Regions from separate parts of the Homo sapiens genome. Here all the other regions are linked to region 1. The links are chromatin loops, found by intact Hi-C in ENCODE. Cell type or tissue: heart left ventricle. All regions are shown on one strand.

Region 1 (8,000 bases):
CCTCCAAAGAAAGACTCCAGTACAAGATACCTGGTCCCAGGGAGTCTAAATTGTAACAGCAACCCCTGTGGACTTTGTGGGTATGAGTTTTGATTGAAATATAAAGCTTTCTTTTCTGTAAGTTTAAGTTTTCCATCTGACCATAGCAGAAAAACCTAGACCCACCTAGTGAAACTTTGTAAGAACTCCAGGGCAAAAACGAACCACTTGCAACCCACATGTTTGTAGGTGTATGGTCGATGGAAGTTTCTGGCATCCATGTTGGTAATAAAGAGATAAAACTGAAAAGGTTTTTATTGTGGATTACACAGGTGGAGGAAATAACATGTAAACCAAAACACTCACATGTCTCTGATTTTAGTTCTCTATAAAACACTGTCATTTTTGAAAGAACCATGAAGTTGGAGATTATTTTAAGATGTAATCAAAGCAGGATTTTTGTGGACACAGACACTCTTTTCTTGCCCAGGTATGTTTTCCACATAATATCAGTTCTTTCATGAAATAGAGGAGACCGCAGGTGCCTTTTTCATTCTACTAATCTTAAAGTGTTGAATTTGAATAAGGAAGTTAATGGTAGCCATCCGTAAGAAATGTTAAAGAGGAGACGACTTTTCTAAAATAAAAAATTGGAAAGTAACCTGTTACGTGACTCAAATCTGTACTCCTTCATTCATTCCTAAAGATTGATGACTGAGCACCTGCCATGTTCCAGGCACTGTGCTAGGTTCTGGGCCACTGTGATGAAAGAACAAGATGCGTCCCTGACTCTCTGGCACTCAGAATGAGTAGCTGGCGCTTCTCTGATGGTCTGGCCCGACGTGAGCATCTACTGAAGGTGAAGTTGTAAACCGCATGTCTATATGCAAAGGAAACTTTCTGGAAATACATATATAATGGTACTTCTGGGAAGGAATATCGAATGGGAGAGCTAAGAGAAGGGAGAGTCTCACCCTCAGTATACTTTTGTATTATTTTATTTTTTTTTACAGCAAATGTGTATTTGTGTATTACTTTTGTGACTTTAATCGGCCATAGCAGAAAACTGTATTTTTACAAATTAATTTTTTATTTTAAGAAATATTAAACTTTGGAAGGCTGAGGCAGGTGGATCACCTGAAGTCGGGAGTTCTAGACCAGCCTGACCAACGTGGAAAAACCCTGTCTCTACTAAAAAAATTACAAACTTAGTCGAGTGTGGTGGTGCATGCCCGTAATCCCAGGTAGGGAGGCTGAAGCAAGAGAATCACTTGAACCTGGGAGGCAGAGGCTGCAGTGGGCCGAGATCGCACCACTGCACTCTGGCCTGGGCAACAAGAGTGAAACTCCATTTCAAAAAAAAAAAAAAAAAATTCAGAAGCCTCTAATCTGAAATGATGAAAGGAGGAAGGTATTGATTGTAAATGTTATTCAGCAGTTCTTTTGTCTTGAAAATGCTCCCCATACTGTAATTAGTATGGTCAGGGGCAGTCTGTGAATGGTGGGAGAAGTGTCAGAAGTTTGGCTTATGGTCATCTTTTTCTTCTCTGGAGGCTGGCTTGAGGAGCTGAGCCAGGCCGGTGGTCAGGTGGTGGAAGGCTTTGGAGGAAAGGTGAGCTGGAAGAATTTCTTCGTAACCAGAGTTTGGGTGAAGATGAAGCAGGAGGCACAGGACGTTCACTGCTCCTTGATTAACAAGCAGGAACACAATAGACATTTGGTATAAATCCTGCAAAGGGCCTCCAACAAATAAGGAAAAAGAGGGGGGCTTGGGGGAAGGAGGACTGTGGCCATGGCAGAGCCTCCCGGAAACTCCCTGCTGCTGCCAGGCTCGTGGGCACACTTCTCAGCATGGGAGAGGCTGGAGGAGAAGCAAGTCATGCCCTCCACCCCCGGAAGGAGCAGCAGGCAGAAAAGGGCTCTGAAGGCTTCTCTGGGCCTAAGTCCCAGTTCTGCCACTCCAAGCACTGTGGATCTCTCCAAGCCTCAGTGTCTGCATCTGTAAGAAACGATAACTATGGCACCTGCCTCATGGGGGGGTTGCTGTGGAGCCATCCCTAACACAGTGGCCAGCATGTGAATCTCAAGGAATGTGGGTTTTCACACTGAGGACGCCAAGGAAGTTACCTCTCAAAACTATAAAACGTCAACAGGAGAATAATACTAAATGAAGAGGAAATTTGGAGGCATTCATGGGGTCTACAAGGAGATGAGAAAATGGAGGAGGAATAACAACTCGGTCCAACATAGGTCCAAGACAGCATAGCCCAGAGGTCAAGAGCCCAATCCGATGGCTGGATTCCAATCCCACCTCTTCCACTTCGTAGTCCACCTCTCCTGGTCTTCGCTGACCATGCAGTTGTGTAACAATAGGACCTGCCACATTAGGTTGGGGGAGAATTAAAAGAGTTAATATGTGTGATGCATTTGGAACATGGCACATGGTGGGCTCATACAGAGCACATAAGAATTTATTGGTAATAAATGTCTGATGATTGCTCATGCAGGGCCATATGTCTGTGATAGAACTTTCTCTATCACTAATGCTAGCCACGAAGTCAGGCAGAATCTGAGATGGACTTACTGATTTCCCATTTCAACCCCTCCAAATGTATCCATTCGAAAGGGATCCAGCAGCTGTCAACCACCTGATGGTGACTTAAAAGGCTGAGCTGAGTGATAAGACTGGTTTCCCCTGTCTGGGGCCTGGGTCTGAGTGTTTATCACCTAAACAAGCACTTACAAATCCAAACCTTCTGCCAGCGACCTCACTGGCCACACTCCTTATAAACATAATTGATAGAAGTGTAAATACTTTGTAGCAGTTGACTCCTGCCTTTGTAAACCCTCTTCTGGAGTCTACCTCAGGGCAGACATAGCGGGCATGGGCACGGCCAAGTGGTTGGAAGCACTCCAGGCTACATCAGCCAAGAGTTGTCCCTAGCAGGCCGGGCCCTATGCAGATGGCTCTGTTTATGCCACCCCTCCATTACAATGGGATCCCAATAACAAAGAATTCCATCAAACTACCCCCAAGACCACTATTATTTATTTTACCCTGGTTACCAGAAACAGAATCTCAACAACACAGAATCCAGTATTACAAATGTCTGCTGTCCAGCCCAAGAAACATCAAGAGACTCCATCTCTGTCTTAAAAGGAATTTAAAAAGACAAAACCAGACGATGGAGGGTTTGCAAACTATTTGAGAGGGAAAGCTTGGAGGGTGGTGGCTGGGATCTTGCCACAGTCAGTAATAACCCTAATCCCATTCTCATTGCAAATTCAGGAGAGTAGTGAGGATAGTAAGAACTTTCTGGAACCATCTCTCTTTAGACTTGAAAGGGAATCTGTGCAACACCAGTTTTCCTGGTTATTATAACCAGACAAGCTCTCTAATTCATCCTGGGCCACTCCCCAAGGGACCTGTCATGAGTTATCCACAGAGACAGCTGGACAGTGCCCATTTCCCCTGGGTGCAGAGGTAGCACCAGAGATTATCAGGGGCTCATTTTTGAGGGATGTGCCTACAAACTTGTTCATTTGCCCAGAAAACACATTTGTTTTCTCCCTCTTGGAGTGTAAGATGAATGTCAAAATCTCATTTTCCACCAAAGCGAGGGGCTCACCATAAATACACCCATGGCTCCTAAACCTGGGGTTAGGAGCTGGCTGGGCAGGCAAACCCGGATCTGCGGCGCCTGGTGAGTGCTGGAGCCGGGAACAGCCAGGAAGACTTTGAGGGTTGAGCCCTCTCTGCACACCACGCAGCGCCAGGCAGGCTGCAGAGTGTTGCGAATGTTTTTGATTTGAGGCAAGGGAGGAAACTCAAAAGCCAGACATCGTGACAGAAGTGGATTTGGTTCTGAGACAGCCGGACTGCACGCCCCTCCCCCTCCCAGCCTGGACGTCTTTATGACTGAGCAGGGCTGGAGGCCAGTGAGCAGCTGGCTGATGGCAACAGCAGATGTGGTTGGCAGCCAGGGGGGCCTGGAGCCCGGCAGAATCCAGGAGCCCACAGTAGCAAAGGGGAGATGAGAACAGCAGGACAGGAGACCTGGCCAGGGGAGGGAAGAGGAGGGCTCCGAGGTGGGGCTCTGCTGAGCCATCAGCCCAGGGCTTAGGCAGTGGCATCAGACGGACCTGGGATGGAGTTCTGGATCCGCCCCTTAGGGCCTGGGCCAGCCAATTCTTCTCAGCCTCCCTTTTGCTTTTCTGAAGAGGAGACTAAAGATGGATTGTAGAGCTATCACAGCAAACATCAGTTATTTCAAAAACCCTCCTATGGGGTCTGGCACACAGATTTTCCATAAATAGAAATAATAATTGTTATAACCGATGTGGCCCTAAGCAGGTAAATTTCATCTCTCTGTGCCTCAGTTTCTTTATCTTTAAAATAGAAGCAATATTACTACCCTTCCTTACAGGATTCTTCAAAAGATGAACGGGGATAACGTAGAATCTGGCGTGTTTTAAATGTTCAGTAAATTCGAACTCCTTCCCTTTCTCTGCTCCCCGGTACCCCAGATGCATACACATCCCTGCCTTCCCTTTCCAAGGTGGCAAAGGAGGTTTTCCCCTTCCTAGGTGGAGAGAGTCGTTTCTCAGGGCCAGGTGGTGGTAGATCATAAATTTTAAAACAAAACAAAACAAAAACATTAATTGAAGAGTTAACCAACAAGGAAAGAGATGAGCAAAAGTAATACCACATAAAGCTAGATTTATTAGAAGAGAGAAAAATGTGTTCCAGAACTATAAATAGACAAGTCCGCCTGAGAGAGTGGACAGAATGGGGACTTGGGTGGTTTCCAGCTGCGACTCTGTCTCTGTCCCTCTGTGTGTGTCTCTCTCTGTCTCTCTCTCCCCACTCTCTCTCTCCTAGAGTGGCCTTGCACAAGCCACTTTATCCCTCTGGGTGCGCCAGAGCTCTGAGCTCCCTTCCAGCCTGTCTAAGGTGCAGTAGGAGGCACTGAGTCCAGTACAGGGGTGAGGAAGTAAGGGGCAATCGCTAGCTGCGGGGCCAGGAAGGGAGAAGGTGGAGCTCACAGCTCAGCAAGGGAGCAGACAAGGGCTGCCAGAGCCCTGCAGCCTGGAAGCTGGTGGGAAGAAAAGGGGGCGGTGGCGCGGCAGTGGTCACTGAAGTGCAGCACTGCTCAGTGCCTCGGGAGCATAAAGCCACCTGCAGGAAAACTCTTATTTAATTCCAGAATGTGGGGAAGGGCTCTTCAGTAAATATATAAAGATCAACCTCTCACTCACTGGACATTGTTAACACAACCACATTGGCTGAATAGAAATAAAAGTGAATAGAATCCAGTTGGAGATACTTGTCACTACCCTTGAACTGAGATGTTTTCAGTCCCATGTTAGCGCCGTTTCCCTGCCCACCCCCAACACACACACCCTTCTCAGAGATGAGGTTAGGCTGAAAGCATAGAAAGTTACCTTGCATATTAGGAAGGTTTGAGGCATCACTGGAAACGCTGTCAGCTGTGAGGATCTGTACCCTGTGGGAACACTGATTGGAAATCCTGGCACCACCCCACAGTAGCCCCTCAACTGCTATTCACTGTGGCTCCATCGCCCCACGCATGCCAGAGTGTCTTAGCTATGACATGCTCTAAAAGACTAAGAACAGTAAATATAGTCAGGTGGCATTGGTTCAGCTCCTTTGTGTGAATTTGAAGACATCACTCAAAACTTAGAGCCTGTCTTCCTCATCTGTAAAATGGTGTCAATACCCCACAGTATTCTCCTGGGTTCTCCTGGGCCTTAAATGAGATCAGGTATGTGAAAGCACTACTCAAAGAAATGTCAGCTGTGATTATTTCCCCCTGTAGATGGTGGCTCACTTAGCTTGCAGGAAAGAGCTTCTAGGCCCAAGTGGCATAGATGAGAGAGCTGGCAGCTTTAGCGAGACACGTGTGGCAAAGGTCCATGGGACTGGCTCCTGATTTCACAGCCCCAGATCAATGACTGCAAGCTTCTACAGTGAGAATAAAGTGAATCTCCTGAAAGCAGCATACCCAAAGAAGAGGTCTGCCAACAAAGCATGTGTAAAGAAGCAGTCATCTCAGTGTCCAAGAAAGAATACGCTCGAGGCTGTGCTGACTATGTGGAGCCAGACATCTGTCTTAGGTATACCTGGAAGACCACAAAGTTAGTGAATAGAAGATCAGCTACTCTTGAATATAAAGCAGCAAATTGCAGTTTACAATGCTACAGGCTGTGGCCTTTGACAAGTTACTGATCTTGTTCTATAAGCCTGTTTCCTCATCTGTATTATGGGGATAATACTAGAATGCACCTCCTTGGATTGCTGTGATCCTTGAGAGATAACCCCTGAAAGGCACAATGCCAGATTCAATGTGCCCAATAATCACAGGATACTAGGTCATACTTTGTCTAAACGGCAGAAAGTTAACGTTTCAATAGAGACGAAGTTAGACATCTGCTCTTTTTCAAATGCGATTTATTGTACATAAAATAAATTAATTACAGTTTAAGCCAAAGCATGAGTGGCTTTTTAAAGTGCATCTGTGGAGGGGATGTGGCAGGTAGCCCCTGTTCACTTGCTGTAAGATAAGTGTTTTAGTATTTCAGCCACCCTTAGGCACAACTCAGCCAGGCCTAGGAAGCAACCCAACGTCATTGCCATGAACCATTTACACAAGTCACACCAAAATCAACTGACACATTTTTTTCCTGATGGAACAGTTAAAAAAACAAAAAACTATACAGTCAAAGTCTGGGGTTGAAGAGCGTGAAGTTCACAGCTCCTCCACACACGCCCAACTGAGCATGCTCATCCTGTGAGGGGGAACCAGAGCCTTCCTGTAAACCATGAGAGCTTACCAATGTCTGGTATACAAAATATTCTGGCCCATAAACTCAACCTGTTTTTGAGGGGTAGGGGATTTTCCATCTTGTACATAAAGAAAGAAATCTGGGTATCCTTCAGGTTAGAAAGGCATTCTGTAAGAATAGTGTTCCAGAGTTACAAATCATACTGGTAAGAGAAAAGCAATTCTTCCTCTTGGGGAAAAAGAGGAAAAGAAAGAAGAAAAGAGAAAAAAGAAAAAAGGGGGAAAAAAGAAAGCCTATCAATGCTTAATCTGTTCTTTCATTCCCACTGTAAATCACATCAATACATTTGGTGAAACTGCAACGGACCACCATTTACAAGGTAGTTGAATGCAGAAACCGAAACGATTATGCCCCCTCCCCACTCTAAAGGAAAAGACACAGAGTACATTTCACATATTCAGAGAGTGGCTCAGTGGGCTCTTTCAAGCCTCATCAATCCTGTCCCCCTGCTCAGAACAACACTTCCTTTTCTGTAGCAGTTCCACAGGCCCTCTTGGCCCTTCTGCTCCAGCCCTTTCTGGAACCAGGAATCATTGCCAATATTCAACGTTCCTGCACTAGGAGAACCTCAGGCCCTCTTCCTGGGAAGACCAAACCCCCTTGAGTGCTCCTCCTGCTTCAGACGGAGGTGACAGTCCTCACTTTGGCAGAGAGGGCTTGCTTAAACCTCCTCTTCAGGTCCTGCATGTTGGGTGACTTGGGCCTGGGAATGAGGGAGGTTCTTCGCTTCTCGGGTGTACTGCTAGGCTGCTGTTTGTGACTGACCTCTTTACAGAGGACGTGGAAGGCGCTGTAGACATCATTATAATTTTCACTGACAGACACTTCATAGAATGAGCAGCCTAGCATGCTGGCTAGCTGCAGTCCAAGCTGAGGGTCAACCTGTTTGATGTGCAACAGGTCAGCTTTGTTGGCCACGACCACCACAGGCAGCCGGGTGCCCAGGTGTAGCTGCTGCACGTGCTGGTGGAGCTGGCTGATGAGTTCATAGCTCTTGTAGTCAGTGATGGAGAAAACGATCACCACAGCATCTGCCCAGCGAATGCACCTATTCAGCTGTTCACTGCAGCTCAGGCTGTTCTCATGGACCTGAAAGAGAGGAGTGATGGCAAGGTGAATGCTGGCCAGTTGTACAAAGAGCCTGGGCTTGGGTA
Region 2 (8,000 bases), 310 kb after region 1:
ACACAAACCCCTTTCAAAATCCATACGCATAGCATGTTCGTATTTTCCTTTTTTATCCTGTGGAAGCTTCAAATCTCCTGGTTGAACACTTATTTGGGACAAAAGCAAGACCTAGTAGTACATTCATTTTTCAACAAAAAGGTAACTTTTCTTAGTAGAATAATCCAGTTTACTTTTATGTTTCACCTATCTTCCAGTTTAATCACACTCTCCATATCCTATGAACACACAGAAGCTTCCAGGTAAACATGTGCATTTCTTATCCACAGAAAAATGCTTAGAGACCTTTTCAGCTAGAGCAATTGTGTATGTGGTTTAATTATTATTTTACAATATCTCAGCCATTTCTTGTTTGAATACTTTCTATTTATCAAGTCCAGCCTGGACTGGAGAAGAGAAAATAGTTCAGTGAAAAATTAGTAGCATTTCCCCTCTTGCATTGGGAAAAAGTGTACTGTTTGTGTGAGAGTCAGTGTTGGGGGATTGTCTGCCACTGTCACTTATCTTTGTGTTATTAAATTCCTTTGTTCCCTCTTAATGCATTGCAAAGCTTTTTTAATCTAAAGAAATTGATTTCTGCCTCTACTCTTCTATTCTATTTCTCTGATTAAATAAAGCATTTGAATTTAAAGGAATTCCAGGGAGGGTATTTTTAATGTTTCTGTAGATTATATTGTTATAGATTGAATGTGTCTCCCCAAATTCGTACATTGAAATCCTAACTGCCAAGGTGATGGTATGAGGAAGCAAGGTCTTTGGGCATTGATTAGATCACAAGGGCAGAAGAATCCTCTTGGGTGGGATTAGCACCCTCATAAAAGACCCAGACAGAGACCACTCACTCCTTCCACCACGTGAGAACACAGAAACAGGGCCTCACTAAGCACCAAATCTGCTGATGCCTTGATCTTGGACTTCCCAGTCTCCAGAACTGTGAGAAATAAATGTCTGTTGCCTATAAGCCACCCATTTAATGATACTTTGTTACAGCAACCCCAATGGACTAAGACATACATAATAACAAAGTAAGCTCTTCAAACTCTGCTTCCCATTTCTGTTTTGAAACTAAGGTAGATTTTTTTTGAAAAGTCTAGTCTAGGCTGGGCGCGGTGGTTCATGCCTGTAATCCCAGCACTTAGGGAGGCCGAGGCGGGTGGATAACGAGGTCAAGAGATAGAGACCATCCTGGCCAACATGGTGAAAACCTGTCTTTACTAAAAATACAAAAATTAGCTGGGTGTAGTGGTACATGCCTGTAGTCCCAGCTACTCGGGAGGTTGAGGCAGGAGAATCTCTTGAACCTGGGAGGCGGAGGTTGCAGTGAGCCGAGATCGTGCCTCTGCACTCCAGCCTGGTGACAGAGTAAGACTCTGTCTCAAAAACAAAAAAAAAAAAAGAAAGAAAAATCTAGTCTTTCTTCTGCCTCTGACCTGGTCCCATCCAACCTCGCTCCACATGACAGCAGAGTTTCCTAATACATCCTATTATTCTTATTGAATTAAATGGTAATTGTGTGATGTGTGTGTGTTTGTGTGTGTGTGTGTGTAGGGGGTGCCTGTTGCAAAAGTATCACCACCAGGGAATAACTATCGCTACCTTCTCCCTTCCTTTCCTCTCCTCTGCCTCCCATTATGCTACTGGCCACATCTCAAGTGTGCTGCTTGCAGCCTTTCCATACTTTTCCATGGTTGTGCATTGCATAATTGGATGTTTCCTACCTTGGCATTCTGAAGGCAGGATTATGTCCCAACTACTTTGATGAGCCTCGCTGTGGCAGGCCCTGCTGGTTGTCTTCCCCCTAATTTTTCCAATCCCCCTTTCCCTCGTCTGTTTTCCACTATAGAAGCTGAAAAGGCCAGATACTCACTTTCCCAGCACCCTCCCTGTTTCATCTACCCTCTGCTAGGATGGCTGTGTGATTTGCTCCTGGTTGATTTGATATAAGGGGAAGTTGGCTGGTGGGAACTTCAGATAAATGTTTTTCTCTCTGATAAAAGTTGAGAGCACACAAGAGGAAACTTTGGTGTTCTTCTTCTTCCTGCCTTTGGATGTGGCATGAGAAGCTTGAGAGGGTGTGATGCGTGGAGCTATTACAGCCATCTTGTGACCATGAGGCATTCAGATAAAAAGCCAACATTCTGAGGTTGGTGAAGGAGAAAGATAGCAAGAGGCTAGCTGGAAACAGCAACATATTCCAGGGACTGCTCCCCTCTGATTTTCTCATTAAATAGACAACTTGTCCTTAGCATTTGAACCACTTTTTTGGGAGTGCAGCTGTTTTCAGTCAAAAGCAATCTTAACTGATGCACAAGCCAGGTGCCTGGCACAATGGGGTTAAATATATATATTTATTGGATAAATGAATAAGAGAATGAATAAATGAAACTCCTACCTTTACTACATCTGCCTACACTCCAGCCATCCCTGAGTGTTAACAGGACCTCATCTGGAAGACTTAAAGGCTGGGCTGGAATCATTTGAGAGGACATTCACTCACTTGGCTGATGCTGGGAAGGGCCAAACCTCCGGAGTATGGAACAGCTGGGGCTCCTTGGGCATCTCTCTCTGTATTTCTGTTGTTTTCCCACATGGTCTTTTTAGCATTACAACTTCAAAGTGCTAGACTTTTTACAGGGTGGCTGAGGGCTACAAAGGTGTGCACTTCACGTGGCAGAGAGAGAGAGAGAGACAGCAAGCCGGGAGGAATGTGTGTCTTTTATATGACCTAGCCTCAGAAGTCACATAGCATCACTTCCGTTCTACTGTATAGGTCTGAGCAGTCATGAGGCTCTCTAGGTGGAAAAGGAGAAGAAATGGATTCCCATTCTTGATGGAGAGGGAAGCATCTGGAAAGGCATGTGAAACTGGAAATATTGCCATGGCCATTTTTTTTGTTTGAAAATCCAGTTTGCTACAGTGCCTCATATGCATCTCTATTCCCATATTGACCATCTTGATGTCATTAGTCTCTTTCATGTCTACCCTACTGGCTGAAGGGTGCAAGTACCTGGAGGTTTTAATCTGTGTTTTATTCACTTTAGTATCTCTGGCACCTTTATGAAGATATGTTTAATAAATGCCTTATTCTAACCACTCTGAACCTCATTTGTGTGTGTGGAGGAGGAAGCCTCAAGGGTGATGAGAATTTTGACTTCAGTTGCACTGTCCTTGCAGACTCTAACATTAGGAGTTTGTAGCTCTTTAGGGGGTAAGAGAACCACAGGTAAAGCTGGAGTTGATACTGACCAAAACTTGCTTTCCTACCTGCCATGCTCCATGGCAGTGCTGTCGTAGAGGAGTTTCTGTAATGATGAAACAAATGTTCTGGCCCTGTGCTGTCCAATGTGTCACGTGTGGCTACTGAGCACTTGAAATGTGACTGGTGTGATTGAGAAACTGAATTTTACACTTCATTTCAAAGGATTATAAATCATGCTGCTATAAAGACACATGCACACATATGTTTACTGCGGCACTATTCACAATAGCAAAGACTTGGAACCCCAAATGTCCATAAATGATAGACTGGATTAAGAAAATGTGGCACATATACACCATGGAATGCTATGCAGCCATAAAAAAGGATGAGTTCATGTCCTTTGTAGGGACATGGATGAAGCTGGAAACCATCATTCTGAGCAAACTTTTGCAAGGACAGAAAACCAAACACTGCATGTTCTCATTCACAGGTGGGATTTGAACAATGAGAACACTTGGACACAGGGTGGGGGACATCACACCTGGGGGCCTGTCATGGGGTTGGAGGAGGAGAAGGGGATAGCATTAGGAGATATACCTAATGTAAATGACGAGTTAATGGGTGCAGCACACCAACATGGCACATGTATACATATGTAACAAACCTTCAAGTTGTGCACATGTACCTTACAACTTAAAGTATAAAAAAAATTATTTCCGTTTAATCTTCAATCACATATGTGGCTAGTGCTACCTTGTTAAACAGCTCAGCCCTTGAAATGCAGGTTTGACAATTCTTTCCCTCCTTCGCAAGACCAACCACTATTGGCCTTTCATCCCTCGGCAAAAGAAACAAAGCCACAAAGATTTTTTTGTGTCCCTTCCCGCTCCATGCCTCCCACCAAAACACGCCTTTAAATTCCTGAGACAGCTCTTAATTGCTGGTTTCAGCAACGTTCCCCTTCTATTCACATTCTGTTCTCATTTCACTGTTTTTGTACCCAGTTGGTCTTGACATATAAGGCTTTTTGTTCTCGTTTTGTCTTCTACCTGGAAAAATAGTTCCTGATGTCTATTCTGTATCTCATACACTAATGTCATTATCTGTGTTGAAAGGCAGTAGATATTACTGAAGTCAGTTACCATTTTCATGCACTTTAATGCAACCCTCCCTTAAACATTCCTGTTGTTGATTGTGCTCACCGAGAATCTTTAATCTGTCCTCTCCAGCCCCCTTGCTTAATCCCAGTTGTCATTCTCTGTATGCTTCCTGTTTGGCATGTCCTGTTTTTTATTAAACTGTCAGTGGAATGTTTTTGCTTTTATGTGGCTTTTGGAGAGTAATGAGTTTTGTCTTTTTCATAGTTTGGAAAGGGGGGTGGTGGTAATCTTAACTTTATTGACAAAAGTGTGTATAGCGTTGTAACGTTGTTAGACCAATATGAAAGTAAAAATAAATCTGTTTTCTTCCCTAAACCCAGAGGTACTGCTGTGCAGAGAGTTCAGGAAGCCTGACTGGGGCCCTGGAGCATTTACATTTGAAAGGCAAACTTTATTTTCATAAAAACAAATGGGAAATTAGAATATGCAGTGCACTAGGGATCTAGGTTTTGTAGCAAGGGCATTTAGGCTGCTCTGGAAAGAAGCCACGGATTGCCCAGGGCATTTGTAAGAAATGATATTTGCAGGTCGGAACAATGTGATAGCATCATAGCTGGACTTAACCCAGTGAATGGCAACTATATGCATGGAGGGAGAGAGAGAGAGAGAGAGAGAGAATAAATGAATGAATGAATTTGTAGAAGACAGAGAATTTGGTATGTTTTATTCATTCTTATGCTGCCAGCACTCATCAGTTCATTCACCAACTATTCAATACCAACCAACCAACCAGAAAAGCTGCTCCCAAATTCTTTTCTCACAGAAATGATGAGATAATAAATGTGTACTGTTGAGCTGTATTGTATCTCCTCATAACACTTCTGACCTCAAAGGTATGGAGGTTTTCCACACCAATAACCTATTTTCTGATTCTCTGGACACCAGCGGGGCATTCAATTCAATTCCTATTATGAGTCAGGCACTGTATCAATGAATAAAATAGATTGAGATTCCTGCCATTGTGGAGCAGAAATTCTGGCATGGAGTTGGGGGGGGGAAGAAAGACAACAAAAGGCAATAGAGAAGTAAATCATAGTATGTAGTAAAACATAACACATGTTATGAAACAAGAAAATGTAGAGCAGAATAAGGGATTGGGAAGACTGCAATCAAAATTGCAATTTAAAATATGGCAGTCAGGCTACGCTTTCTTGAAATGATGATATTTGAGCAAAAACCCAAAGTGAGCATAGATTAACACCTAGAACAGTGCCTGGCACAAAGTAGGTGCTTGGAAAATATGTGTTAAATGAACAAACAAGCAAACTCTATCCATCCTTCCGCTCAATTCATGTACCCTTCAGGTGAGCCTGAGATGAGCTGTAGGAATCCGCTGCCCCTCAGCAAGATCTCACTCCTTGATGATCTCTCCACAACAAATGTCTCCAGTGTTCAGGATTTTCATACATCTCAACTTCTGTTTGTAAGCCATTTTCATCAGGTGTTCAACTGAGATTCAGTGACATGTTTTAAAGCTACAGGAAAAATTGGCCTTATCGAGTTTACTGAAACATGCATGTATACACAATTATTATCTCCAACTGGCACTTTTTCAAGGCATGTGGAAGCAAATCCTGCAAAATACGTGCCTCTGTACATTAAACTGAATATTGCATGTGTAGGGTCGGGGAGCAGGGGTGGGGGAAATTGGGGAGATTTGTGGAGATGGGTTAGAAAAAGCAAGCTACTTTAGCTTCATGATTTTGCGTGGGGCCAGTCCTGTGGGAAGGTTTCATTAATGAACATTCTCCATGGCACTAAAATTATTTAATTTCATGGTGATCTTACAGCTCTTGTTTTAAGACTTGAGGCACAATGAAAGTAGATCACTTGTCAGAGGTCTTCCAGAGTGAAAATGCTAAAGCCAGTAAAAAGTTGCATGTCGTCAAAAGCCATTATCTCTCATGTTAGATCCAAATGGACTGAATACAGAGGACTTGGAGTTGATTAAATATTTTGTTCATTTATTTGAAAAGTGTATGTGAGCCCTGTGGGTTGGCAGCCTCCAAGATGGCCCTTGAAGAGCCTCACCTCCTGGTCTTCATGTTCTTGTTAATTCCCTTCTGTAATCAGTTGGGCTGACTTGGGTAACCAATAGGACACTGTTAAAATGACAGGCTGTGACTTAGGAGGCCAGGAATAAAACACATTACAGCTTTTACTTTGCTCTCTTGGGCACTTGCTGGGAGGGAAGCCGGCTGTCATGGACTGAGCAGCGCCCTGGAGAGGCCCAACTGGTGATATGAGGCCTCCTGCCTACACCTGTAACCACCAGACAGTCATATGAGTGAGTCACTTTGGACGTAAATCTTCCAGGCCCAGTCAAACCTTCAGATGACTGCAGCCCAGGACAACGTCTTGATTACAACCTCTTGGCAAGACTCCAATCCAGAACCAACCAGATAAGCTGCGCCCAAATTCCTTTCTCACAGAAATGATGAGATAATAAATGTTTATTGTTGAGCTGTATCTCCTCACAACACTTCTGACCCAAAAGGTATGGGGGTTTTCCACACCAACAACCTATTTTCTGATTCTCTGGACACCAGCTGAGCGTTCAATTCCAACCAATTCCGACTCTACCTGTGCAGGCCCTACAGGTGAATGACTCAGTCCCTCCTATTTCAGATGCTGGTCTTCAGTCCCAGGCCTCCTGTGCTTTTGACCAACCAGCCACATATCTGCTACCTCCTCAGGTTTGATAATTTGCTAGAATGGCTCACAGAACTCAGGAACACACATTACCACTTTTACTGGTTTATTCTAATAGCCAAACGAAAGAGATGCATAGGGCAAGGTACAGGGACAGGGAGGGGTACACGGAGCTTCCATTCCTTTTTCTAGCATGCCACCCTCCCAGTACCTGGAAGCTTCCTGAACCCTGTTGTTGGGGGATGTTTATGAAGGTGTGATTAATTAAATCATTAGCTGTTGGTCCTGAAGGTTGAGGTGGGCTAAAAGTTCCAACCCTCTAATCATGCCTTGGTCTTTTGGGTGACCAGCCTCCATCCTGAAGGTATCCGGGGCCCCGCAGCCACCAGTCATCTCCATTAACATATCAGAAACACTCCTATCACTCCGGGGATTCCAAGGGTTTCAGAACTGTTGGTCACTAATTGGGGATAAAGACCAAATATATATTTCCCATTATACTGTATTTATTTTAAGGCATTAACTCTGAAGTAATATTTCACTCAGTAATTGATAACTAATCTAGAGGTAGGTACCTGGAGGAGTCAATGGAAGCCTGAAAGTGTGGATGTGGCTTTGGAATGGGGTGGTAGGCAGGACTTTGGAAAGAGTGTTAGTGAAAAACTAAAGAATACTGGTGAGACTGAAGTCAAGCTCTGTGGACCCTGGGCTGTAGCTACATTTTAAGAGAAAATTTTCCACTGAACCCCAGGTGGCCACTCCTTTCTCAATGACTCCTGCAGGACAGTTCTCCAGGTGGCCTTGGACTGACCCAGTTCTCACTACTTTCTTACTTGTAATTCTTAAGAATAACTGTAGAATGTGCTGGGAGTGCAATGTCATGAGATAGTAGGGGACTGGCCAGAACAGCCTGGGCTCTGTTCCAGCCCACCCTAGAAATAGGATGTCCTTCAATGCTTTGGCCCAGAATCTCATTGCCCCTGGGCATA
Region 3 (8,000 bases), 260 kb after region 1:
GTGTGTTTCTCATGTAGTATTTCTGTGTGGATCATGACATGGAAATTATCGGGAAGCATTGCTTGAGGATTTTTAATATCAATTTTGAATTATTGTGGTGAGTGAAAAAGAAGATTTTAATTGAAAATATATCAAAGATAGACATTAACTTGGACACGATAGCTGTGTTTACAAAAAATGATAGCCTTCCCATCCAGAAACAGTCTTTCTGCATTTTTTAAAGTTTTAAAATATTTGCATAAGGCTTTAGTGCCTTTTTTGTAAAAGTGTGCATTTCTTATTAGATTTGTTCCCAAAGTGTGTTTTCTTCTCTTTCTCTCCTTCCTTCCCTCCTTCCTTCCTTCCTGAGAACGAGGGTAAAAGTAGAACAAGGAGTTTGATCTATAACTGACTGTGAACCATCAATTGAGATAACTCACTACTTTTGGACCAGCCCTGTATTAGTCCATTCCCACATTGCTATAAATAAATACCCGAGATTGGGTAATTTATAAAGAAAAGAGGTTTAATTGGCTCATTGTTCTGCAAGCTGTACAGAAAGCTTGGTGCTGGCATCTGCTTGGCTTCTGAGGAAGCCTCAGGAAACTTACAATTATGGCAGAAGATGAAGGGGGAGCAGGCACATCACATAACTGGAACAGAAGCCAGGGGTTGGAGGAGGGGCTAAACACTTTTAAACGGCCAGATCTTGCAAGAACTCTCCACGATGTATGGTGAGGACAGCACCAGGAGGATGGTGCTAAACCACTCATGAGAATTCTGCCCCCGTGATCCAGTTACCTTCCACCAGGTCCTACCTCCAACATTGGGGACTACAATTGAATATGAGATTTGGGTGGGGACACAGATCCAAACTATATCAAGCCCCAAAGTGTATTTTTAAGTAATGTTTTATTGCTGCTCTGCCTCTTTTTAAAGCAATACAAAGAATTTTGTGTTTTTCTCCCAACCTCTGCTCTGTACTTTGGTAATTTATCCCAAGTGTTGGAAAGAGCAAGTGCCCCTCTTGTCTTTCTCATTGAAGAGTTTCCTATACCATTGTTGCCCACTTTTGTTCCAACAGGTATAGAACATTAACTGACAGCTGCTCTGCCTCAGCATTTACTGCTGGGGTCCTCGCCTTCTCCTAACTTACCTTCATTTTCTAATTCTCAACTCATGGATGCCCTAAGAGCATTACTCTGTCAGCAAGCTTCTTTGTAAAATGGGTCTTTACATTAGGTATTAACTTCTGCTATATTTCCACCTGTCTGGGTCTACAAATCAAATAAGTTTTTGGGGAAAATAAGAATGAGTAGGAATGAATGATTCCTTATTTGTTGCTGGCCTTTCTTTGGCTATTGTGACCCTTTAGCTTGGTAGTACAGCTTCTCTGCAGTAGACATTGGGAGGATATGAAGCTCCATCACACCCACACTCATCTCCCTGCCTCTGGCTCCCCGTTCCACTCCAGTCAATCCCATGCAGCCAAAACAAGATTCCACAGCACTTACTCAATTGAAGTATTCATTCAGCTAAGTATGAGTTTGTTTTATGCACCATGTACTTGAAATCTGAAAGTTTAGTACATTTGCATTCTAATGGCTTTCTTGCCTTTCATCCCTCTCCAATGCCCCCTCCACCATGCTGTCAAAAGTGGAATTTCTAAAAAGCACTACCTGATTATGTCGTTTCTTTGTTGAGACTGTTGGTTAGGGTTCATGCTGGCTTCTTGGTAGCATAGTCCAGGCTATGTGACTTGCTGCCTGATATGGTTTGGCTGTGTCTGCACCCAAATCTCATTGGATTGTAATAATTCCCACGTGTTAAAGGTGGGGCCAGGCGGAGATAATTGAATCATGGGAGCAGTTTTTCCCATACTATTCTCGTGGTAGTGAATGAGTCTCACAAGATCTGATGGTTTTATAAATGGGAGTTCCCCTGCACCTGCTGTCTCTTGTCTGCTGCCATGTAAGACATGACTTTGCTCCTCCTTTGCCTTCTGCCATGATTGTGAGGCCTCCCCAGCTATGTGAAACTGTGAGTTCATTAAACCTCTTTTTCTTTATAAATTACCCAGTCTCAGGTATGTCTTTATTAGCAGCATGAGAACAGACTAATACGTCACCGCTGCTGTTCCCTACCTCCAGGCCTCTGCACTGCAGTGTTCTCTCTCAGGAGTCATTGACCCTTATTCACTTGTTCACCTGGCACACTTTCCCTCTTTCTCTGTGCTTTCTCCTGGACTTTACACCTGCTTCTGTCTTGGTTGGTTCATTCATTCAACCAACAAATATTAATGTGTTCCATTGTGTGTCATGCTGGGGATATAGGAATGACAAGTGCACTGCCCACATAGAGGGGAGGCAAGTAATCAAATGAACAGAGGAATGGTTTCAGATGCTGGGAAGAAATAAGACGGCAATGTGATAGGGGCTGGATAGGCTTGGACAAAGTGGCCAGAGAAGTTTTCTCCAAAGAGGGGATGTTTAGGCTGAGTGCTGAACAACCGGGTTAGCCAGCCATGGAAGCCTCTGGGAGGAAGCTCTCAGTGCTGAGAAAATAGCACCTGCAATCACCCTAAGGTGAGAAGAGGATTTCCCAGGGCCAGTGTGGCTGGAGCAGAGAGAAGGAGGCAGGGTGGATAAGTGCACTGGAAACTGCTGGAGGATTTCAGCAGGGGAATCATGTAATGCTTTCTGTTGAAGCTGCACTGATCATTTCATGTTGTCAGTGGTTCATTTGCACACATCTCTGTTAAAGTGTGAGCCGTATGAAGGCAGTTATTCTCTGTGGATCCCCAGAACCTAGCCCAGAGGACTGGCAGGAAACATTTGGGGACTTAATGAATGAAAGAATCTGTGTTTTCTTTTGATGTGTTCTGTGTAAGTGGTAGAATCATTTAACACATTTTAAATAACATTTTCTGTTTAATAAAATCTGGTCATTATGGTACTAGGACACTGAACAAGGAAATGCCCCAGAATTTTTCAAAACTATAGGGTATTAGTCCAGATGTTCTTTTCAGCCTTTGAAGCAGTACCACAGAAATGTTAAGTAGAATCTTGATGGCTGGAAAAGAATGAAAAACCATGACATTTAAAAAATAAAAACCGTAAGTAGCAGAGTAGAACCTCATGATAAGGCAGATACACATATGACAAACACAATGGCTTTTGTTCTCCAAAGGAGGCAGGCAAAAGTTCATCTCCTCCGGCGGGGGAGCAGTGGGGAGCAGGGGTTGGTAGGAGGTGGTCATCTGATTAATTCAGGATTTCTTTAGTTCACTAAGAGGGCAGTTTTGTATGTGGTTTAAATTTCATTATCTTTACTTTCATGCTCTTTGAAAATATGGACTACCAGAGAAATACTATTTTTCATTAACTACACAATAATGTCACCTTGCATGTTATGTGATTTACTTTCTGGATCTAAGTTTTAGTGTTTACGGTGAACTTTTACTCAACAGTATTTTTCTATTACGATTTTAATTTCTAGCTTATAGGTATTCTCCATTAAATCATGAGTTTTTTTTCTGAATCCAGTTGGAAACCCTAATTTATATCTGCCTGTGTCCCATTAAATAAAACTATATTTGAATCTCTCATGGTAAATTCATGATTCGATGAAAAGAGCATGTCTACCACCGTAATGGCACCCAGTCTTAGCTTATTTTTGTTTTTCATCCTGTAGTTTCTCTACCATCCTAGTCTTAAGTAGGATTTTTTTCTGATTACTTCTTCTTCCATTTTTACTTAAAAATTACCCTACAGGTTAATTGAGGGATTTAAAACATAGTATACCAAGTAGATTTGGACATTTTTTAAAGATGGAAATATTTTCCTCTACAGAGACTTCAGCAACACAGAAACACTGTGTAGTGAACAAAAATATTATTGTGAAACATGCTGCAGCAAACAAGAAGCCCAGAAAAGGTAGGTAAAGATTTAGCTCAGGGTTATCTTTGTGTGGTGAGAAGGATCCCGACTGTGGGGCCCAGCAGGGTTGGCTTTGAATCAATCTCAGCTACCTGGGCTTGTAGCCATGGAGCCTTGGGGAAGTCAGTTATCCTCCTCACCAGTGAAACTGGGATAAGAACGCTGACCTTGGAGAGAACAACTTGGAGAGTTGTCTGTCCGATTGTTTACTTATTTGTTTATTCATTCAGTCATTCAGCAAATATTTGTTGAGCCCTGCCATGTGCCAGATATTATGCTAGATAAACAAGTAATGATTAAATATAATCACTATTCTCTTGAGATTAAAGGTAAATTATATAAAGTACTTAGCAGAGTATATAACACATAGTAGACACCCAATATTATTTTTGTTTGTATTGCTTAAACATTAGGACCTCTTATTTAGAGACAGAGGTTTAAAAAATATATATCATTTCATAAGGACTCATGAGGAAATTATTAACACATCAGTTATAAGAATAGGTGATTAGAGGCTGGGCACAGTGGCTCACACCTATAATCCCAGCATTTTGGGAGGCCAAGACAGGCCGATCATTTGAGGTCAGGAGTTTGAGACCAGCCTGGCCAACATGGTGAAACCCCGTCTCTACTAAAAACACAAAAATTAGCTGGGCATGGTGCCAGGTGCCTATGATCCCACCTACTCGGGAGGCTGAGGCAGGAGAATCACTTAAGCCCAGGAGGCAGAGGTTACAGTGAGCTGAGATCGTACTACTGCACTCCAGCCTGGGTGACAGAGTGAGACTCTGTATCAAAAAAAGAAAAAAGAAAAAGAACAGGTGATAAGAAAGTTAGAAAGTTATTGCACCACCTTTCCTGCACACTAGACAGTTACAGTTCTTGGAAAATCTGGAATAACCCCCATTAATCTGCTCCTACAAGCCAGGAAAGTTGCCATTTCAGTCATCCTGCGAAGGCTTCCTGTGAGTTAAATCTATCTTGTCAGTGGTTCTGGAGTATTCAAGGCAGCTGGCAGATGCTCAATACTGCTGTCTAAAACCCTCAGGGGTCTAGACCTGAGGTTGAGATCATTTCTCTGCCCAGCCTTCCCAGGCGTTCACTCCAAACATGTACACTTTTCTTTGCTGCAAAACTTACAGATGGTTAGTCACCTTAGCGGGCAGTCCTCAAGGAGGTAGGTAGATACCTTTTGTTAGTAAAGAAGGTCACTCATGTCTGTCCCCCATCCTTATAACCTCAATCTGCCTAAGGCTGGCCTGGGGTCTTCCTTTGTGGCATTAAGACATTTTTTGTTCAGCCCTGGGGGGTTTATATATTGCAATGTCATGTGTTCCCATAAAACATGGGGTTCCCCATACTTCTTATTTCTCTACTGTTGTTTTACTTGCTTATTTATATGAACAGGGCTTTTCCTTAATAGATTCCTTAAAACTATTCTTCTAAAATTTGTCTTTTTCACATACTATGCATTAAAAATGTACACAAACTAAATGGCATTTACACTTAATTCAGTACATTCATGGAATGGGGGCTGGAAGGTAACTGGAAGACCCTCTATTCTAGCAGTGTACTCTGCATAAACTGTTGCCTTTGCGACTTTTTACTGAGAAATGTTAATGGTCACCTAGTAAAAAAACTTTTCTATGTTTATATAAGTTTGGGAAGTGCAACATCAAACAACAGAACAATTCCTTTACTGCAGGATTTCTCAAAGTCTTCAGTCTGGTAATGTACACATAGGATCTTCAAAGCAGAAAGTAGCATCATCCAAACTTACTTAGCCACAGAAACACCACATCTGTTAACATCTCCAGTGCTCTCCTGAGCCCAGTTTGTGAAATGTAGCCCTAAGCCAACCCCTGCATTTTATAAATAAGGAAACTGAGAGCTAGAGAAGGGAAGTGACTTGCCCAAGATCACAAGGGTCGGAATGAGAGTGAGCCTGGCACGCTTGGTGTCCCGATGCCCAAGAGTGTGTGTCAGAAGCATCCATCCTCCTGCCAGTCCTCAGAACCTGTAAGTCCAGCAGTCGGCATCATCTACCTTGTCCTCTTCCCAGCTTCCTGTTCTCAAAAGCTCTCAACCTTCCTCTCCATCATCTCAGGGGGTAGATTGTCCAAATATCATTTCTCTCTGGAAGGCACAGGGCAGTGATGGAGAACAATTGCACAGCCTATTTTTATTTGTACAAAAATTCTGGAACGTCTCCTTCCAACAAACAGACACACACCATTGTACATTTCTCCTGCTGGGAGCCAGGGATGTAGGATAAGTCAGCTCTATATATGCCAGCATACTTTTATCCTTGCAAACTGTTTGGTTGTTTGCTGGTTTGAAGTTGGATAGAACCTCCTACTATTCTGTTTGTGCAGATGACAGTGTATTCTCTTCCCCTAATAGGTGTTGGGTACAACTGATTTTCTATTTCTTGGTTTCTTAGGATGAGGGTAAAAAAGCTGCCCATGATCTTGGCCCTGCACCTAAAGCGGTTCAAGTACATGGAGCAGCTGCACAGATACACCAAGCTGTCTTACCGTGTGGTCTTCCCTCTGGAACTCCGGCTCTTCAACACCTCCAGTGATGCAGTGAACCTGGACCGCATGTATGACTTGGTTGCGGTGGTCGTTCACTGTGGCAGGTAAGGGCAAGACTGGAAGCAGGTATACAGGGTAAGTGTAAGGGTTGCCTCTTCGCTGAAGTATACCCAGCTGCACCTTTCCTGGGCCGTGGCACTCAATAGTTTTGGGATCTCTGCCAAACTCTTACTGATCATCACAAAAAATATATAAACATGCCTGCAGGCACATAAAATAAAGAGCATTCCAGTAATGATAATCTAAATGTTCTATCATGAGAGAAATTACTTAATAAATCTCCATTGCATGAAAACGATGGTTATGAAGAATTTGAAATAACATGGAGAAATAAATGTCTATGCTATGATTTTAATTTTTAAAAAGCCAAGTTGCATTTACAGTATGATCTCAAAAGTATTTTAAGATGTGTAAATAAAGACTAGAAGCAATGGATCAAATTTAATAATTTTTTGGCACTTTGAGTGATTAAAAATATATTCTTAAAAAATATTCTTTGTTATTTTTGGTCTTTCCCCAACATTCTGTAATAAGTATATAATCAGAAAAAAGATAAGAGAGAGAAGGCCTCTAGATATGGAGAGGCAAAGCATTTTGCCAAAATTCCTTTGAGCAGCTATTTTTTATTCCATAATTTGGTATAAGGGAAGAAAAGTATCTTGAAAATTCACCTGTTTGTTATTCTTTGCTCAGTTGGGACAGGTTTATGTTCTGTCTTGGGAGTAGGCACAGCTTTCCCCCTGCCCTCATAGGTTTTAGATTGGGGCATGTCATAGAGCAAGAGTCTTTCTCCTCCATCTGTTAAGGTCGGATTATGGTGAATACACCATTACCAGGAGACTACCATTGCCACGCAGAGGAATAGGTTGATATATTTTTAATTGTGTACTAGGGTAGATGGCATCAGAAACTGTATAACTTCACATCTGAAGCACCCCATATTTTATCCTGTGTGTATTAACTTTAAGTCACTGGATATTTTCTTGTATTCTCAGTAAAATGATATTTATTGGCTAGTTATATGCCAGTTTTGTGGTGTTCTCCCTAAAGAACACCTGTTATTCTTTTGAAGAACACAGGGTTCCAGTGATCTGGAACCCAGCCTTGAGCACTGGATGAGGCCTCACATTGGTGCAGGGTTGGGGAAGATCTTAGGGCAGGCAGAGCCTGGGACCTGGTGGGCATTGTGGCTAAAGTGGGTGGCAGGGGTGGTGTGGACAGGAGGGCCCCTTGCACAGGGTACACAGGACTTTCAGTGTGGGTCTCTGTGGGTGCCCAATTCAAATCCTTGGGAGGACTGGCAGAGACACAGGTAAGGGAACTGGACGTTCAGCGGGAGGTTGGGTTCTCTAAGGTCAGTTTCTGTAATGTGAGCACAAGGTCAGAAGAGCCCTGGTAGCAGAGCTCAGTTGGTGCCAAGTCATGCATGCCACTAACTAGGATTCTTCAAACTCCTCCCCACAGAAGTAGCATTGTTCTCCTATGT
Region 4 (8,000 bases), 320 kb after region 1:
AAATTGGGCAAATGGGGAAAAGATAGTTTAGATTCAATGAAATGAAAGGTAATGATATAACTTTTATGAGTGTACAGGACTCAAACTAAGTGAATAGAGAAAACAACTCAAGCTCTCTTAACCACCACTAACAACTAGTAACAGGGAGTTGGGGGTGGGATTCAATGGATTTCTCCCAAAATTCCAGGAGGAATTGAACAGCTAATCCTGAGGAGGGTAGGTGTGGACCCCAGTTGTGACATTCATGAGACACAGCTCTCAACTCCCAGCTTTGTGTCTCTACATTTAAATTTTTCAGAGAGAGAAATCATCACACTATGAATCACACCAAGACTAGCCTGAATGCTCAGGAGCTGGGCTCCCCCATTTCCTCATGCGACAGTAAGACCCGCTTCCTTCCAGTAAGGAAGAAAGGATAAGGCAAGATCTGTTGAGTCGCTTCTTTTAACAGCCTGAATCCTTTCATTTCCTGCCCCCTTTTTATTTTACCCAAAGCAGCCCAGAATTGCCCTCCTATTTGCCCATCCTCTTCCTGGTTCCCTGGCAGAGGCCGAGGTGGTTAAGGGCAGTGCTAGAGGTGGGGGCTCAAGGACTTGCAGATCCCCTGGGTCCTTTTGCTTTTTCCTGATACTCACCCTGCTGCCCTACGCCAATGACCGACACCAGTCCCTTCCAACAGTTACTGTCATGCATAACCAACACCACCAAAGAATTGTGCAGTCCTTGGAAAGTGTGCAGTGGCGAATTAGCCTTTCCTGAATTCTGGGAAGATATTTTTATGTAAGAGAAGTCACATAGTTTAGTGATTACCAGCTCAGGTGCTGAAGCCGAATAGCAGTGGGTTCAAACTCCAGCTCTGCCAATGACTCACTGTGTAATACTGGTGGGTTTTGTGACCTGTATATTTTGGTTTCCTCAGGTGTAAATCTGAGACAGTAATAACAATACATATGGGGTTGCACAGCAGACTCACTCAAACTAGACAGCCTGTGGGACTCCACCAACTGCCAACTTGGTAACTGCTATGGTTTGGCTGTGTCCTCACCCAAATCTTATCTTGAATCATAGTTCACACAATTCCCACGTCTTGGGAGGGACCTGGTGGGAGGTAATTGAATCATGGAGGCAGGTCTTTCCTGTGCTGTTCTCGTGACAGTGAATAAGTTTCAAAAGATCTGATGGTTTCATAAAGGAGAGTTTCCCTGCACAAGTTTTCTGTCTTGCTGCCGCCATGTAAGAAGTGCCTTTTGCTTTCTGCCATGATTATGAGGCCTCCCTAGCCACATGGAACTGTGAGTTCGTTAAACCTCTTTTTCATTATAAATTACCCAGTCTCAGGTATGTCTTTATCAGCTGCATGAAAACCGACTAATACAGTGACCTTGGCCAGTCATTTACTTTCTCTGTGTCCCAGGTGCCCTCTTCTGCAAATGGGATAAATTATCCAGGAAGATGCCTTGAAGGGCTGTTGGAAAGACAAATGAGTTAATATGTGTGTTATGGGTTGAATTGTGTCCCCCTCAAAACAAACTGGAGTCCTAACCTCCAAGACCTCAGAAGGTGACCTTATTTGAAAACAGGGTCTTCACAGAAGTAATCAACTTAAAATAAAGTTATTAGTGTGTGCCCTAATCCAGCATGACCAGTGCCCTTTTGAAAAGGAGAGATTTGGATACAGACATACAAAGGGAAAATGCCATGTGAAGGCAAAGGCAGAGACTAGGGTGTTGCATCTACAAGCCAAGGAATACCAAAGATTGCCAGCAAACCCCCAGAAGCTGGGAGAGGGGTGTGGAACAGAGTCTCCTTCATAGCTTCAGAAGAAACCAAAACTGCTGACACCTAGATCTTGGATGCCTGGCCTCCAGAACTGTGGAAAAATACAATTTCTGTTGTTGAAGCCACCCAGTCTGTGGTACTTTGTTATGGCGAACCTAGGACTTTAATACAGTATACAAAGCACTTAGGATAGTTTGGAGGGACTATTACTGTTATTATTATTATTGGACAGAATCTCTCTATGTTGCCCAGGCTGGATTGCAATGGCACAATCTCAGCTCACTGCAACCTCTGCCTCCTGGGTTCAAGCGACTCTCCTGCCTCAGCCTCCTGAGTAGCTGGGACTACATGTGTGAGCCACCATAACTGGTTAATTTATTTTTATTTATTTTATTTTATTTTTATTTATTATTATTATTATTATTTTTTGAGATGGAGTTTTGCTCTTGTTGCCCAGGCTGGAGTGCAGTGGTGTGATCTCAACTCACTGCAACTTCTGCCTCCCAGGTTCAAGCAATTCTTGTGCCTCAACCTCCCGAGTAGCTGGGATTACAGGCGCTTGCCACAAAGCCCAGCTAATTTTGTATTTTTAGTAGAGACAGGGTTTCGCCATGTTGGCCAGGCTGGTCTTGAACTCTTGACCTCAAGTGATCCGCCCACCTCAGGCTCCTAAAGTGCTGGGATTACAGGTGTGAGCCACCACAACCGGCTGTGGAAGGACTATTATGCAGAGCTTTAAATGAGTTACTATAGGCACCCGGCAGTAAGTGATCAATGACTGTCAATCACTATTTTTGGAACAAAGGACTCAGTGGTTCAGGATGACAGTATCCTTATCACAGATACTTCCATAGAAGGAGGAATCCATCAACAAAGGCAAAACTTGGTTTCTTTTTTAGGGTGGTTGCTTATTTCACTTGAACGTATGAGGCAAGGTCAAGGTCTGCCTGCCGCTCTGCTCAGTGTTTAGTGAGAAACCCTCGACTTCAGATTGTGGGGCAGCCAGGAAGACAGCAGGCTGGGGTAGGAGATTAGGGTGCGAACAAACCTTGTCCCTGCAACTCTGTGCCAGGCTACACTACCAGAACTCAGAACGCGGAATTTCAAAGCTGCTGAGGAGAACAGGCTGTGAAACACCCACTACCCCAAAATGACGGGAGCCCTCATTTTTAGGAGCGTGGAGGCATGGATGGGTGCACCCACTCCTTGCTGGTGCCCAGTTGGGCTCAACTTTGTCCTTCCTCTTGATGTTGTGCTTGAAACTGCCATCCTCTCCTGAGCATGCAAAACGACTCAAAATCCTGAGTGCTGTTTTTCTTTTTTGGCTGTTGTTTTCAAGAAAGAGCAATCTAGCTGATGCTCTCTATTTTATCCTCAGTTAACACACTGTGATTACAGCCTGACTCCCCCACCACGTCCTGTAAAAACGAAGGGTGGGTATGTGAAAATTGCCTCTGGTGTTTTTAGCACTAAGGAAAAAACTATTCATTTGTTCTCCACAGGCATGCTGATATCTTATAAAATCCTCCTGGGCCACAGATTGTGAGGTCACTCTAGGCGAGAACAGGACAGCCTCTTCCATCAAACTCCCTTTGGCATTCACTTGACTGGTCCACTTCAGTTCATTGTTTAAGAATAATAATGATGCGATGATCATGCATCCTTCTGCAGCTTATCTGAGGAGAGGAGATGGGGTGAAAAGTATATATTTTTTTTCAAACAGGAAGCTCTTTTTGGTAAAATATATCAGCCCCTTATATTCTGTTGGTATAAGACATTTCCCCAGAATGCCCTGGGTGAGCTCAAATGTCTGTGCAGCTTGTCCTGAGGGCTCCACAAGGTTCTGTACTAACCTGTTTTTCAATTCTGCACCATCCAACACAGTAGCCACTGGCTGCATGTGGCTACTAAGCACTTGAGACATGGCTTGTCCAAATTGAGATATGCTATAACTGTACAATACTCACCAGATCTCAAAGATTTAGTACAGAAAAAGAATGCAAAAGATCTTATTCACAGGTGTCTTTACTGACTACATGGTGAAATAATAGTATATTTGATATGTAGGTTAAATATTATTGAAGTATTACTTAACCTATTTTTAAAATTTCACCTTTTCTCTTTACCTTTTTATAAAATAATTGTTTTCCATTAAAAGTTTAGTCCAGCTTTCCAGAAATTGATACGCAACCTTTCCTTCAGATCTTTTATCTCTCCTTGATAGCTTTTTATGCTCGGTTCCAATGACTTCGCAATCTGGTACCAAATGTTAGAATATGTATTTGAGTCTCTGCCTTGGTCGATCTATTCATCTTTAAAACAGAGGGCTGGATGTGACAGGACTCCAGAGGCTCCTCCTGGCTCTAGCATTTTATGATTCTGTTTTAAAATTTGAGACCTGAAAAGGAGAAAACTCTAGATTAATTTCTGAAAGTCTTGACATTTGAGGGGTGATAAGGTTTTCCGAAGATAAAATCTTTTTAATGGATCCTCTTCCTGCTGAGCTGGAAGCCTGGAATCAGTCCAGCGAGTCGTAGGGCAAGGAGGGGCAATGCTGCCTCCTACTGGGCTAAAGGGGAGCAGCAGGTCTAGAGGGGAAGTGTCCCTGTGCAGCCACTAAGTGCTGGCCAAATCTGAGACAGTGAGGGCAATAACGGCTCCGGCAGCAGATGCAAAGTGTTAGTGTGGGGGACCCCAACAACTCCTTTAGTGGGCTTGCTCGGTCTGCCCCACATCTCTTGCCAAAAGTTCAACATTTGATTCAAATAGGAGCTGACTGTCCCCTTCTGGTCATAGCAATTGCTCTGAGTGTCTGTCATCTGGGCAGGTGAAGCTGCGAGGATGTGAACACAGGATCTGTGCTCTCAGGATTCAGCCTCAAGGAGACAGCAGGCCTGTGAGAAGGTGCCCGACAAGCCAGGAGGAGCAGACTCAGGAGGAGGGGCTGGGTGTGTTGGAACAGGCCTGTGGTCCAAGCTGCTCTTGGGGGAGGCTGAGGTGGGAGGATCGCTTGAGTCTAGGACTTGGAGGTTGTAGTGAGCTGTGATTGCACCATTGCACTCCAGCCTGGAGACCCTGTCTCAAAGACAGAGAGGGAGAGAGAGAGAGAGAGAGGGAAAGAGAGAGAGAGAGAGAGAGAAGACAGACAGACAGGAGAGAGAGGGGAGTGTTAGCTTAGGCTAGTCCAAATTGAGTTTTTTCCCCGTTTGACCAAGAGTCCTGACCAGTACACTCTATAAAGCATTCGTTGTTGTTGTTGTTGTTTTAAGATGGGGTTCTTCTAGAGTCGCCCAAGCTGGAGTGCAGTGGTGCGATCATAGCTCACAGTAGTCTCAACCTTTGAGGCTCAAGTGATCATCTGCCTCAGCCTCCTGAGTAGCTGAGAGTACAGGCATGCACCACCACACATGGCTAATTTTTGTATTTTTTTGTTGAAATGGGGTCCCACTATGTTGCCTAGGCTGATCTTGAACTCCTGGGCTCAAGCAAACCTCCTGCCTCAGCCTTGAACAGTACTGGGATTACAAGGATGAGCCACCACTCCAGGCCTATAACACATTCTTTTTTTTTTTTTTTTCTCAGGAATTAACATATTTTATTACTGTTGGCTGTGAATTCAACCTTAAATTTTTGTCCAGATTAGAAAAAATATATACATGAATACATTTATTCACTTCCTCTTTTTTTTTTTTTTTTAATTTTTTTTTTTTTTTATTATACTCTAAGTTTTAGGGTACATGTGCACATTGTGCAGGTTAGTTACATATGTATACGTGTGCCATGCTGGTGCGCTGCACCCACTAACGTGTCATCTAGCATTAGGTATATCTCCCAATGCTATCCCTCCCCCCTCCCCCGACCCCACCACAGTCCCCAGAGTGTGATATTCCCCTTCCTGTGTCCAAGTGATCTCATTGTTCAGTTCCAACCTATGAGTGACAATATGCGGTGTTTGGTTTTTTGTTCTTGCGATAGTTTACTGAGAATGATGGTTTCCAATTTCATCCATGTCCCTACAAAGGACATGAACTCATCATTTTTTATGGCTGCATAGTATTCCATGGTGTATATGTGCCACATTTTCTTAATCCAGTCTATCGTTGGACATTTGGGTTGGTTCCAAGTCTTTGCTATTGTGAATAGTGCCACAATAAACATACGTGTGCATGTGTCTTTATAGCAGCATGATTTATAGTCCTTTGGGTATATACCCAGTAATGGGATGGCTGGGTCAAATGGTATTTCTAGTTCTAGATCCCTGAGGAATCGCCACACTGACTTCCACAATGGTTGAACTAGTTTACAGTCCCACCAACAGTGTAAAAGTGTTCCTATTTCTCCACATCCTCTCCAGCACCTGTTGTTTCCTGACTTTTTAATGATTGCCATTCTAACTGGTGTGAGATGATATCTCATAGTGGTTTTGATTTGCATTTCTCTGATGGCCAGTGATGATGAGCATTTCTTCATGTGTTTTTTGGCTGCATAAATGTCTTCTTTTGAGAAGTGTCTGTTCATGTCCTTCGCCCACTTTTTGATGGGGTTGTTTGTTTTTTTCTTGTAAATTTGTTTGAGTTCATTGTAGATTCTGGATATTAGCCCTTTGTCAGATGAGTAGGTTGCGAAAATTTTCTCCCATGTTGTAGGTTGCCTGTTCACTCTGATGGTAGTTTCTTTTGCTGTGCAGAAGCTCTTTAGTTTAATTAGATCCCATTTGTCAATTTTGGCTTTTGTTGCCATTGCTTTTGGTGTTTTAGACATGAAGTCCTTGCCCACGCCTATGTCCTGGATGGTAATGCCTAGGTTTTCTTCTAGGGTTTTTATGGTTTTAGGTCTAACGTTTAAATCTTTAATCCATCTTGAATTGATTTTTGTATAAGGTGTAAGGAAGGGATCCAGTTTCAGCTTTCTACATATGGCTAGCCAGTTTTCCCAGCACCATTTATTAAATAGGGAATCCTTTCCCCATTGCTTGTTTTTCTCAGGTTTGTCAAAGATCAGATAGTTGTAGATATGTGGCATTATTTCTGAGGGCTCTGTTCTGTTCCATTGATCTATATCTCTGTTTTGGTACCAGTACCATGCTGTTTTGGTTACTGTAGCCTTGTAGTATAGTTTGAAGTCAGGTAGTGTGATGCCTCCAGCTTTGTTCTTTTGGCTTAGGATTGACTTGGCGATGCGGGCTCTTTTTTGGTTCCATATGAACTTTAAAGTAGTTTTTTCCAATTCTGTGAAGAAAGTCATTGGTAGCTTGATGGGGATGGCATTGAATCTGTAAATTACCTTGGGCAGTATGGCCATTTTCACGATATTGATTCTTCCTACCCATGAGCATGGAATGTTCTTCCATTTGTTTGTGTCCTCTTTTATTTCCTTGAGCAGTGGTTTTTAGTTCTCCTTGAAGAGGTCCTTCACGTCCCTTGTAAGTTGGACTCCTAGGTATTTTATTCTCTTTGAAGCAATTGTGAATGGGAGTTCACTCATGATTTGGCTCTCTGTTTGTCTGTTGTTGGTGTATAAGAATGCTTGTGATTTTTGTACATTGATTTTGCATCCTGAGACTTTGCTGAAGTTGCTTATCAGCTTAAGGAGATTTTGGGCTGAGACGATGGGGTTTTCTAGATAAACAATCATGTCGTCTGCAAACAGGGACAATTTGACTTCCTCTTTTCCTAATTGAATACCCTTTATTTCCTTCTCCTGCCTGATTGCCCTGGCCAGAACTTCCAACACTATGTTGAATAGGAGCGGTGAGAGAGGGCATCCCTGTCTTGTGCCAGTTTTCAAAGGGAATGTTTCCAGTTTTTGCCCATTCAGAATGATATTGGCTGTGGGTTTGTCATAGATAGCTCTTATTATTTTGAAATACGTCCCATCAATACCTAATTTATTGAGAGTTTTTAGCATGAAGGGTTGTTGAATTTTGTCAAGGGCTTTTTCTGCATCTATTGAGATAATCATGTGGTTTTTGTCTTTGGCTCTGTTTATATGCTGGATTGCATTTATTGATTTGCGTATATTGAACCAGCCTTGCATCCCAGGGATGAAGCCCACTTGATCATGGTGGATAAGCTTTTTGATGTGCTGCTGGATTCGGTTTGCCAGTATTTTATTGAGGATTTTTGCATCAATGTTCATCAAGGATATTGGTCTAAAATTCTCTTTTTTGGTTGTGTCTCTGCCCGGCTTTGGTATCAGAATGATGCTGGCCTCATAAAATG

Evidence for each region. Hi-C counts contacts between places; a loop is a spot of excess contacts. Peaks named below come from ENCODE experiments on the same cell type or tissue, not always from the same donor. Only the 100,000 strongest peaks of a DNase experiment are listed, where the experiment ranks them.
Region 2: a loop joins it to region 1, with 2.0 times the contacts of the local background. A loop is called at or near these places in 26 of 110 quality-filtered maps.
Region 3: it touches region 1 in a loop (2.2-fold over the local background); 2 of 110 quality-filtered maps call a loop at or near these places.
Region 4: it touches region 1 in a loop (4-fold over the local background); 25 of 110 quality-filtered maps call a loop at or near these places.

The regions. Positions count from the first base shown.
Region 1 is chr4:52,865,270-52,873,269 of GRCh38, reverse strand. RASL11B (RAS like family 11 member B) reads right to left here. Exons shown (of 4, transcript NM_023940.3): 4 at 6,435-7,935. The coding sequence ends at 7,465. It overlaps SCFD2 (sec1 family domain containing 2), which reads left to right. Exons shown (of 9, transcript NM_152540.4): 9 at 1-288. Among named protein-coding and RNA genes, the nearest start is that of RASL11B, 7.0 kb to the right of the region's middle. RefSeq lists enhancers at 1-167, 4,550-5,050, 5,051-5,551. In heart left ventricle, a CTCF peak has its summit at 4,891 (motif pointing right); DNase peaks (open chromatin) are centred at 2,897, 3,879 and 4,929; H3K4me3 peaks cover 899 bases; H3K27ac peaks cover 4,204 bases.
Region 2 is chr4:52,551,624-52,559,623 of GRCh38, reverse strand. No RefSeq gene overlaps it. Among named protein-coding and RNA genes, the nearest start is that of USP46, 100 kb to the left of the region's middle. In heart left ventricle, no CTCF peak of the experiment used is centred here; no DNase peak of the experiment used is centred here; H3K4me3 peaks cover 17 bases; H3K27ac peaks cover 998 bases.
Region 3 is chr4:52,600,415-52,608,414 of GRCh38, reverse strand. It overlaps USP46 (ubiquitin specific peptidase 46), which reads left to right. Exons shown (of 9, transcript NM_022832.4): 6 at 3,831-3,914; 7 at 6,361-6,558. Among named protein-coding and RNA genes, the nearest start is that of USP46, 55 kb to the left of the region's middle. In heart left ventricle, no CTCF peak of the experiment used is centred here; no DNase peak of the experiment used is centred here; H3K27ac peaks cover 2,105 bases.
Region 4 is chr4:52,541,978-52,549,977 of GRCh38, reverse strand. No RefSeq gene overlaps it. Among named protein-coding and RNA genes, the nearest start is that of USP46, 110 kb to the left of the region's middle. In heart left ventricle, a CTCF peak has its summit at 4,340 (motif pointing left); DNase peaks (open chromatin) are centred at 4,327 and 4,729; H3K4me3 peaks cover 1,936 bases; H3K27ac peaks cover 4,603 bases.